2 separate regions of the Homo sapiens genome follow, and region 2 is linked to region 1. Evidence: chromatin loops called from intact Hi-C (ENCODE). Cell type or tissue: endothelial cell of umbilical vein. All regions are shown on one strand.

Region 1 (4,000 bases):
AATAATTGAGGTTTGGAAACCTCCCCCTAGATTTCAGAAGATGTATAGAAATGCCTGGATGTCCAGGGAGAAGTTTGCTGCAAGTGTGGAGCCCTCATGGGGAACCTCTGCTAGGGCAATGCAGAAGGGAAATGTGGGGTTGGAGCTGCCACAAAGAGTCCCCACAAGGACATTGCCTAGTGAAGTTGTGAGAAGACGGCTATGATCCTCCAGAACCCAGAATGGTAGATCCACTGACAGCTTGCACTGTGCACATAGAAAAGCTGCAGGCACTCAATGTGAGCCCATGAAACAGCCACAGGGTCTGTACTCTGCATAGCCACAAACTGCACACGGCCATGGGAGCCCACCTCTTGCAACAGCGTGCCATGAATGTGAGACATGGAGTCAAAGGAGATCATTTTGGAACTCACCAAATAACTAACCAGCCAGAATTGGACTTGTATTGGACCTGTAGTCCCTTTGTTTTGGCCAATTTCTCCAATTTGAAATAGGAACATTTACCCAATGCCTGTATCTCCATTGTATCTTGGAAGGAACTAACTTGCTTTTGACTTTACAGGCTCCTAGGTGGAAGGGACTTGCCTTGTCTCAGATGAGACTTGGACTTTTGGGTTAATGCTGGAATGAGTTAAGAATTTGAATTTTTAAGTTAATGCTGGAATGAGTTGATACATTTCAAAACCAATCATGTCTTCCCAAAAGGGGAGTCTTAATTTTTGGGAAGTTAAGCTTTCCCAAAAGGGGACTCTTTATTTCCCTTTTGGGAAGGCATGATTGGCTTTGAAATGTGAAAGGGATGTAAGATTTGTGAGGGGCCAAGAGCGGAATAATATGGTTAGGCTTTATGTACCCCCAAATCTCATCTTGAATTATAATCCCCTTAATCCCTACATGTCAAGAGAGAGACCAGGTGGAGGTAATTGGATCATGGGGGCAGTTTTCCCATGCTGTTCTCAGGATAGTGAGTGAGTTCTTACAAGACATGATGGTTTTATAAGTGTTTGATAGTTCCTCCTGCATTCGTTCTTCTTCCTGCCACCTTGTGAAGAAGTTGTCATTTCCCCTTGAACTTCCTTGATTGTAAGTTTTCTGAGGCCTCCCTAGCCATGCAGAACTGTGAGTCAATTAAACCTCTTTCCTTTATGAATTACCCAGTCTTGGGCAGTTCTTTATGGCAGTGTGAAAACAGACTAATGCAGATAACTTTACCTGATTTTTTCCCTAAATAGAATGTTGTTTCTTCCTTTCTTCTTTCTTCTTTTGAGAAATCTGAGTTGTCATCTAAAACTCAGCTCAAATATTTCCTTTTTCATGGACCCTTTCCTCACTCTTCAGGCTTAGCCATTATTCTGCTCTAAGGACCAGGGAGGCTGGAAGGAAGAGGAATGAGCACAGTACTAAGGGAACTAAGCCATCTGTAGAGCTTACCCTCCCTGCAGGAGTGTTCACAAATAAAAGTACAAATTCCAGTGTGGAGTGTGACAACCTGGAGGGTGATTGTAGGTGTTATTCATGTCTATTGGGGAAAAAAGGTTTCAGGTAGAAAGCCTCTTATAATGGGGATATTTGTAAATAAGTGGGTAGGAGTGGGAAGGCACTGTGTTAGGGTTCCAGATTTCTTTGGTTTTTGAAATAGGATTTTCTCCAGTAATTAGAATGACCAGGAAAAACATCTGATCCTAAAGGAGATGCAGTTGGAGCACACATGAGGTTCTCCTCCAATTAGTACGAAATAGCACAAAATCCCAGTCAAGGATAGGGGCGAGGAGTTGCTTCATGTGGATTAGCACGCTTTTAAAGTTAATCGAAAAGACTAGAGCATAGTGAATTAAGTGATATTTTGAGGAAATGGTCTTAAAATGAGAAAACTGATTAAAAACACTATTCTCTTCTACCAAGCTCTGTCAACTTTACGTCAAGCACTAGAGGAAATAACACCATTGTAAATTAAGGCCTTCTATCTGAAATTGATCAAGAATAGGGAATGTGAATACATTTATTTTTCCTTTTTGTACTTTCTTTGTACTGTGCTGTTATATTCAGTATGACACATTATGGCAGTGTTATTATTATGTGACCTCCTTCAAAATAAAGGTCTACCTTTTACTGAACTGTGTTTTCACTGGCTAGCATAATGTCTGGCATTTAGCTAATGCTAATAAAATGTTTCTTGAATTAATTTTTAAATAGTCTTATATATTTAATTGAAACAACTATTTGAATTGAACAAAAAAAAAGATACTACTCAGACTAATTCACTCTCACAGAACTTGATAAAACACCAGCAAATTAATAGCTTTGACTGTCTCTAAACTTTTGGATCATTTTTGATTTTTCCTTTGCTCCAAGCCAGAAATCCAAAAATGAAATAACATTGCCTAGTCAATCTGCCTGCAGATATTGAAATGTGCCACTAGAGAGCAGCAGGATACTGTGCTGCCAGCATAGTCTGAAGCCTCAGTCTGTTCTGGGGTTGATCAGATGACACAGTCTTCAACAGAAAATTATTCTACTGCTTTATATAGATGAACAATTATTTATAGAATTAAAATATATAATTTTTGCCTAAGGAGTCCATTTTTACATAATTTGTAATTGGTAAGTGGTTTATTTTTATTTTTTTACTGACATAGCATCAGTTTTGTTCAGCTGTTTGAAAAAAAATACATAGACCATGAAAGGAAAAAATAATAATTAAGTGATTAAGAAGTGGAAGGGTTCTTTTTATTTCACATATTACAGTAATATTTTTAGCTTCTATGTTCTTTTTTATTTTTCTACAATGACAACATATGTATTTTGTAATTAAAATGTAAATATCAGGGAAATAATTAAGACATTTTGGTGTCACTTTGCTTGCACTGGTTGAGACTGGCCAAATCTGATAGCAAAGAAATGAAGAGAAGAAGGGCAGAAAGAGAACTCACTAGTGAACAATGTCACCTGAGCTCCTAAAGTTGCAAAGCTCACATTGAAATGGAACTGCTAGTGCAAGAGCTTTCAATCAATCACAGAACCACCTGACAGAACAAATGCTGGACAAAAACCAACCATTTGTAAAAGCAATATGACAACAACAATAATGACAAAAGATAAAATACCCTTCCCCATATAGGTAGGATCATATAAGACTTCTCTGAAAAAAAAAAATTGAAGCCTACAGAAGGATGAAAACTAAGCCTTGAACAATTGAGAGGTATGACGATTGTATATAGGAAGATATAAACTCATACAGATGACAAGTCTTCCTAAATTAATTAATAAAACAAAAGCAATAAAAGCAAAAGATTTGTTTTATATTTTAATTAGACATGCTGATTCCATGTTCATACAGAAAAATCAACAAGAATGGCCACACTTAAGCTCTTTCAAGGAGGCCCCTAATTCAGGTCTCACAGTCTCACATGGTTGCAGGCACACCTTGTCTTCTTACCCCTTCAGGCCAGGAGTGGTGATGGCTTCCTACCAAAGCCAGTCCCTGGGGTTCTTAGCACTTCTCACCACTTTCTTTATCTTGTCTGTACTTTCATGAATAGTTCCTTCATTAAACTATCTTCAACCAGATCCTGTTGAGTGAAATTATATTCCTGCTTGGCCACAGTAAGGTTTTTTGTTTATTTATTTGTTTTGTTTTTGTGAACTTGGAGTAGGGAAGGCTTTTCTATTCAGAGCTCAAAATCAGACACCACATAAGAACCTTAGATAAGATTGACTACATAAGATCAAAACATTTCACAATGTCTGAACTAACGTACACCCCACCAACAGTGTATAAGCATTCCTTTTTCCCTGCAACCTTACCAGCACCTGTTATTTTTTGACTTTTTAATAATAGCCATTCTGACTGGTGTGAGATGGTATTGCATTGTAGTTTTGATTTGCATTTCTCTAGTGATCAGTGATATTGAGCTTTTTAGACAGTGTAGCAATTCCTCAAAGACCTAAAGACACAGATACTATTTGTCCCTGAAATCCCATTACTGGGTATATACCTAAA
Region 2 (4,000 bases), 680 kb before region 1:
AAGAAAGAAAGAAAAAAGAAATAGCAGTACAGGGGACAACAGAGAAGTTTCGTGGCAGATCTCTGGGAGTGGAAGATTGAAAAGATAGGAAAAGACTGAAGAACAAGAGGCAATTTCAAGATTTCTTATCATTATGCCACAAAATTAAAATAATAGACATTAATAAAATGCGATGAGATCATTACATTTCACGTCTATCAATTACAATTTTTTTTTTTTGAGCTGGAGTTTCACTCTTGTCACCCAGGCTAGAGTGCAATGGTGCGATCTTGGCTCACTGCAACCTCCACTTCCCAGGTTCAAGCAGGCCTCCTACTTCAGCCTCCAGAGTAGCTAGGATTATGGGCATGTGTCACCATGCCCAGCTAATTTTGTATTTTTAGTAGAGGCAGGGTTTCACCATGTTGGCCAGGCTGTTCTCGAACTGCTGACCTCCTATCAATTACTATTAATGGTGTCTCAATTTTTTACTGAGAAGTATTTGCATCAGCTACAAATGCCAGTGATATAAGTATATGCTATTGGCTCAAATGCCATGAGTGGTGCTGCCTGTAGGGACATTTCCACAATGTAGAGAACTCTTGGAAAAGTTTGAACAAAAACAAAGTACAATCTTCCCATGATTAAGATGAGGAGATGAGCTTAAAATATTTTGCTTGTGTTAACATTGGGCAAAAAATATATTGTGTTATAGATAAATAAGAATTAGTTATAGGCTCAGATAAACAAATTGTTTTATTTACCTGCATGAAAATCTGTTGGGGCATTTGAAAGTCATGCCGAGTATGAACCAAATATTCCTAGTCTGGCTCTTCCCTATGCGTTATGAGACATCTAGTAGCACACATGAATAGCACCTCAAATCATTGGCACTGACAAACATGCTCATAAAAGTTGCCAAAATTCCTCCCAGGGGTGTCCGATCTTTATTATGAAGTCCTATTACTATGCAACAATGAAAAAAGCTTGGGCTAAGTGAAGATACACTGTTAAACTAATTCATTATAGTGGATTTGCAAAGAGTGATGTGGTCTTTTTTTGGGTGGAGCCAACTGGTGGAGACAAATGACAACGTAGATTTTGTTCAAATCTACGTTGGAAAGATTTGAAAGTTCTTTCAATCTTTGGTTGGAAAGTTCTAATGTCTTATTGTAAAATTCACACCTTTGTAGTTTCTCATGTTTCTGCAATTTTTATACTACCACAGCTCAAAAGGATCAAACTCCTTGGATACAAAAACAGTGAGTCCTGCTGCATTCACTGCAAAGCAAAAGAAAAAAACTTACAAAACAAAAAACAATGAGCTTGCAAGTTGTACTGACCCACTAGTAGATGTTTAAGCGGCTCTCAAATCCCAGCTGTCTGCCATACATTTCTGGTTAAAGTATCAATTGTAGACAATGTTTATTTTAGGGATGTCATTCCTGGAATATCATGTTTGCTCACCACATCAAGCAGATAACTACTAGTTGTGTAATAATGGGGGTAGAAATGAAATGTCTGCTAGAATTTTGTTTTCTGAAATTTTGTAGTTTGCAATGATGTGAATATTTAAATCATGTCTAAGTTAGGAAAGAACCAAGAATGTACCTAACTTTTCTGAGGACAACTGACCACATTTGTACTCAAGTTCTTGGGTCTTTTTTCTCCTTTAATGTCAGGTCTCTTACTGTATACTGACTGTAGTGTATTATGGAAATTTGAAGTTTAAATGTTCAGTATCTTCCAAAGGATATTGTATCCTTTCATAGATAGATGTTATTTTCCTGATTTTCATGGAGAAAGAAGTTATTTTCATAGCCCAGCATAAATACATACCAATCATCCTTTCTTGCAAGAGTTGGTGCTTTTTCTTGAGTCCCAGGCCCAAGAAATTTTCTGAGACTTGGTAATTTCCTGGAAAAAAGTATAGGGTGATTTCAAGGACAGAGATTACATCTTATATCTTTTGTATTTCCAGCTATAGTGTCTAGCACATAATAGGCACACAGTGAGTGTCTTTTGAATGAAAGAATGAGGGACAAATACATGTGTAAAGAGAATGGTGACTGCGCTGTGATTTTTCTTGGTTTCTTTTCACTGTCTTTTTCTGCTGATGTTGTCTGGCCAGCAGAGGGCATTCAAGGTCCACCTTACAATTAGGGACCTTAGGGAAAGGAGACAGTTTCTAGCTACAGAAATTCAACTGTCAGAAAAGGAAACAGATGAATTTGAAATTGTCAAGACGGCTTAATTTAAGTCTTCCAGTATAAGGTTAATTTTATAGTGCTAACTAATCTTGACACCATGTGAATAATACATTAGAGGAAAGTGTCTATTTTTATTTGATTTTGAAATGTGGAAATACCAGAAAGTTTAAAGGAGAAAATAAAAATTGCCCAGAACTAACTTTTGCTCACATTTGGCTGTATATCTATTTTTATTTTTAGATACATCATATACAGAATGTAAGCTCCTCAAGGAATGGGATTTTTGTATTTACTGCATTATTCCAAGTGCTGTTTGAAGTGTATGGAAACTCACTGTGCTATCTTTCTAATGCTTTTGTAAGTTTAAAATTATTCCCACATAAAAGGTTAAAACATAAAAAACTGTTTATGCTACAAAATGAAAAGTTTAACTATGCCTTTTCATCCTGATTCAGTTCATAGCATATGACTGCAACCCTAACCATCTTCATGAAAAAGAAGAAATAAAAAATATAAATGTAATTCAGATTTTCTTTTGTAAAGAATGATAATTTCATTACAGAAAGCAGAAGCAGCCTTGGCTATCTGCTGTGACACCTTAACTGTCACAAGGTCCATAAAGCATTGTTCCTGTGAGGTGAAGATTATATTTTCTGCAGAATCTTTTTTTTTTTTTGAGACGGAGTCTTGCTCTGTCACCCAGTCTGGAGTGCAATGGCACGATACTGCGCCCGGCTAGAATTTTATCTTAAACCTATCACGTAGTCCAACCTGTTTATTTTCACTTTGTATTTTAAAAAGAGAATTGAAATTATAAGTATATATTGCTCAAATTTTGCAGAACAGCTTTGAATTCATTTCTCATTTTATCCTCCACAGCACTGAGATAGGGTGATTATTATTAGTTAGCATCACTGTTTTACAGATTTCAAAATGTAGGCTTTGAGATGTTAAGTTGTCTAAGGACACAGAGCAGGTTATTGACCAGTACTCTTTCCTTCCTCCCTGAAACTTTCCAACACTTTCTGAAAGTGAAAGTGGAATGTAAAATTCTCTTGCTCTTCTTACAGGCCAGAAAACTTACAGTGCAATAAATAATAATTATAGTCAATCTTTATTTAATTTTTATGACATGCTAGAGAGTTTGTCAAGTTTGTTTTCCAAGTAAATGCTCTTACTTAATGTTCTTTGCAATGTCACCAGGGTGTTGAAGCAGACAAGGAGAGGATTGGCACCTGATTGAATATGATGGGCAGGAGAAGAGGGAAGCATAAAGGGTCACGATGGTTATGAGCTTTGGTAATGTGGAATGTGGTAGAACCATTAACAAAAATAAGGATGAAGAAAGAGAAACTTGGGGGAAGGGGAAGAGAATTGCATTTTCTTTTTTTTTTTCCTTTTTATTTTTTTGAGACGGAGTCTGGCTCTGTCGCCCAGGCTGGAGTGCAGTGGCGTGCTCTCCGCTCACTGCAAGCTCCGCCTCCTGGGTTCACAGCATTCTCCTGCCTCAGCTTCCCGAGTAGCTGGGACTACAGGCGCCCACCACCACGCCTGGCTAATTTTTTTATATTTTTAGTAGAGATGGGGTTTCACCGTGTTAGACAGGATGGTCTCCATCTCCTGACCTCATGATCCACCCGCCTCGGCCTCCCGAAGTGCTGGGATTACAGGCGTGAGATACCGTGCCCAGCCTGCATTTTCAAATATGTCATGTGTGTAATGTCAACTCTGCAGTATGCCCACTATTTGACTTCTTTAAAGCATCTAGAATAATTTGTCAAAATTTTAATGTGCTTACGATTGTAATGGTT

What was found. Hi-C counts contacts between places; a loop is a spot of excess contacts. Peaks named below come from ENCODE experiments on the same cell type or tissue, not always from the same donor. Only the 100,000 strongest peaks of a DNase experiment are listed, where the experiment ranks them.
Region 2: a loop joins it to region 1, with 11 times the contacts of the local background. A loop is called at or near these places in 14 of 110 quality-filtered maps.

What each region holds. Positions count from the first base shown.
Region 1 is chr4:69,879,786-69,883,785 of GRCh38, reverse strand. No RefSeq gene overlaps it. Among named protein-coding and RNA genes, the nearest start is that of SULT1E1, 22 kb to the right of the region's middle. In endothelial cell of umbilical vein, a CTCF peak has its summit at 2,401 (motif pointing right); a DNase peak (open chromatin) is centred at 2,415; H3K27ac peaks cover 430 bases.
Region 2 is chr4:70,557,537-70,561,536 of GRCh38, reverse strand. No RefSeq gene overlaps it. Among named protein-coding and RNA genes, the nearest start is that of AMBN, 33 kb to the left of the region's middle. In endothelial cell of umbilical vein, a CTCF peak has its summit at 2,113 (motif pointing right); a DNase peak (open chromatin) is centred at 2,126.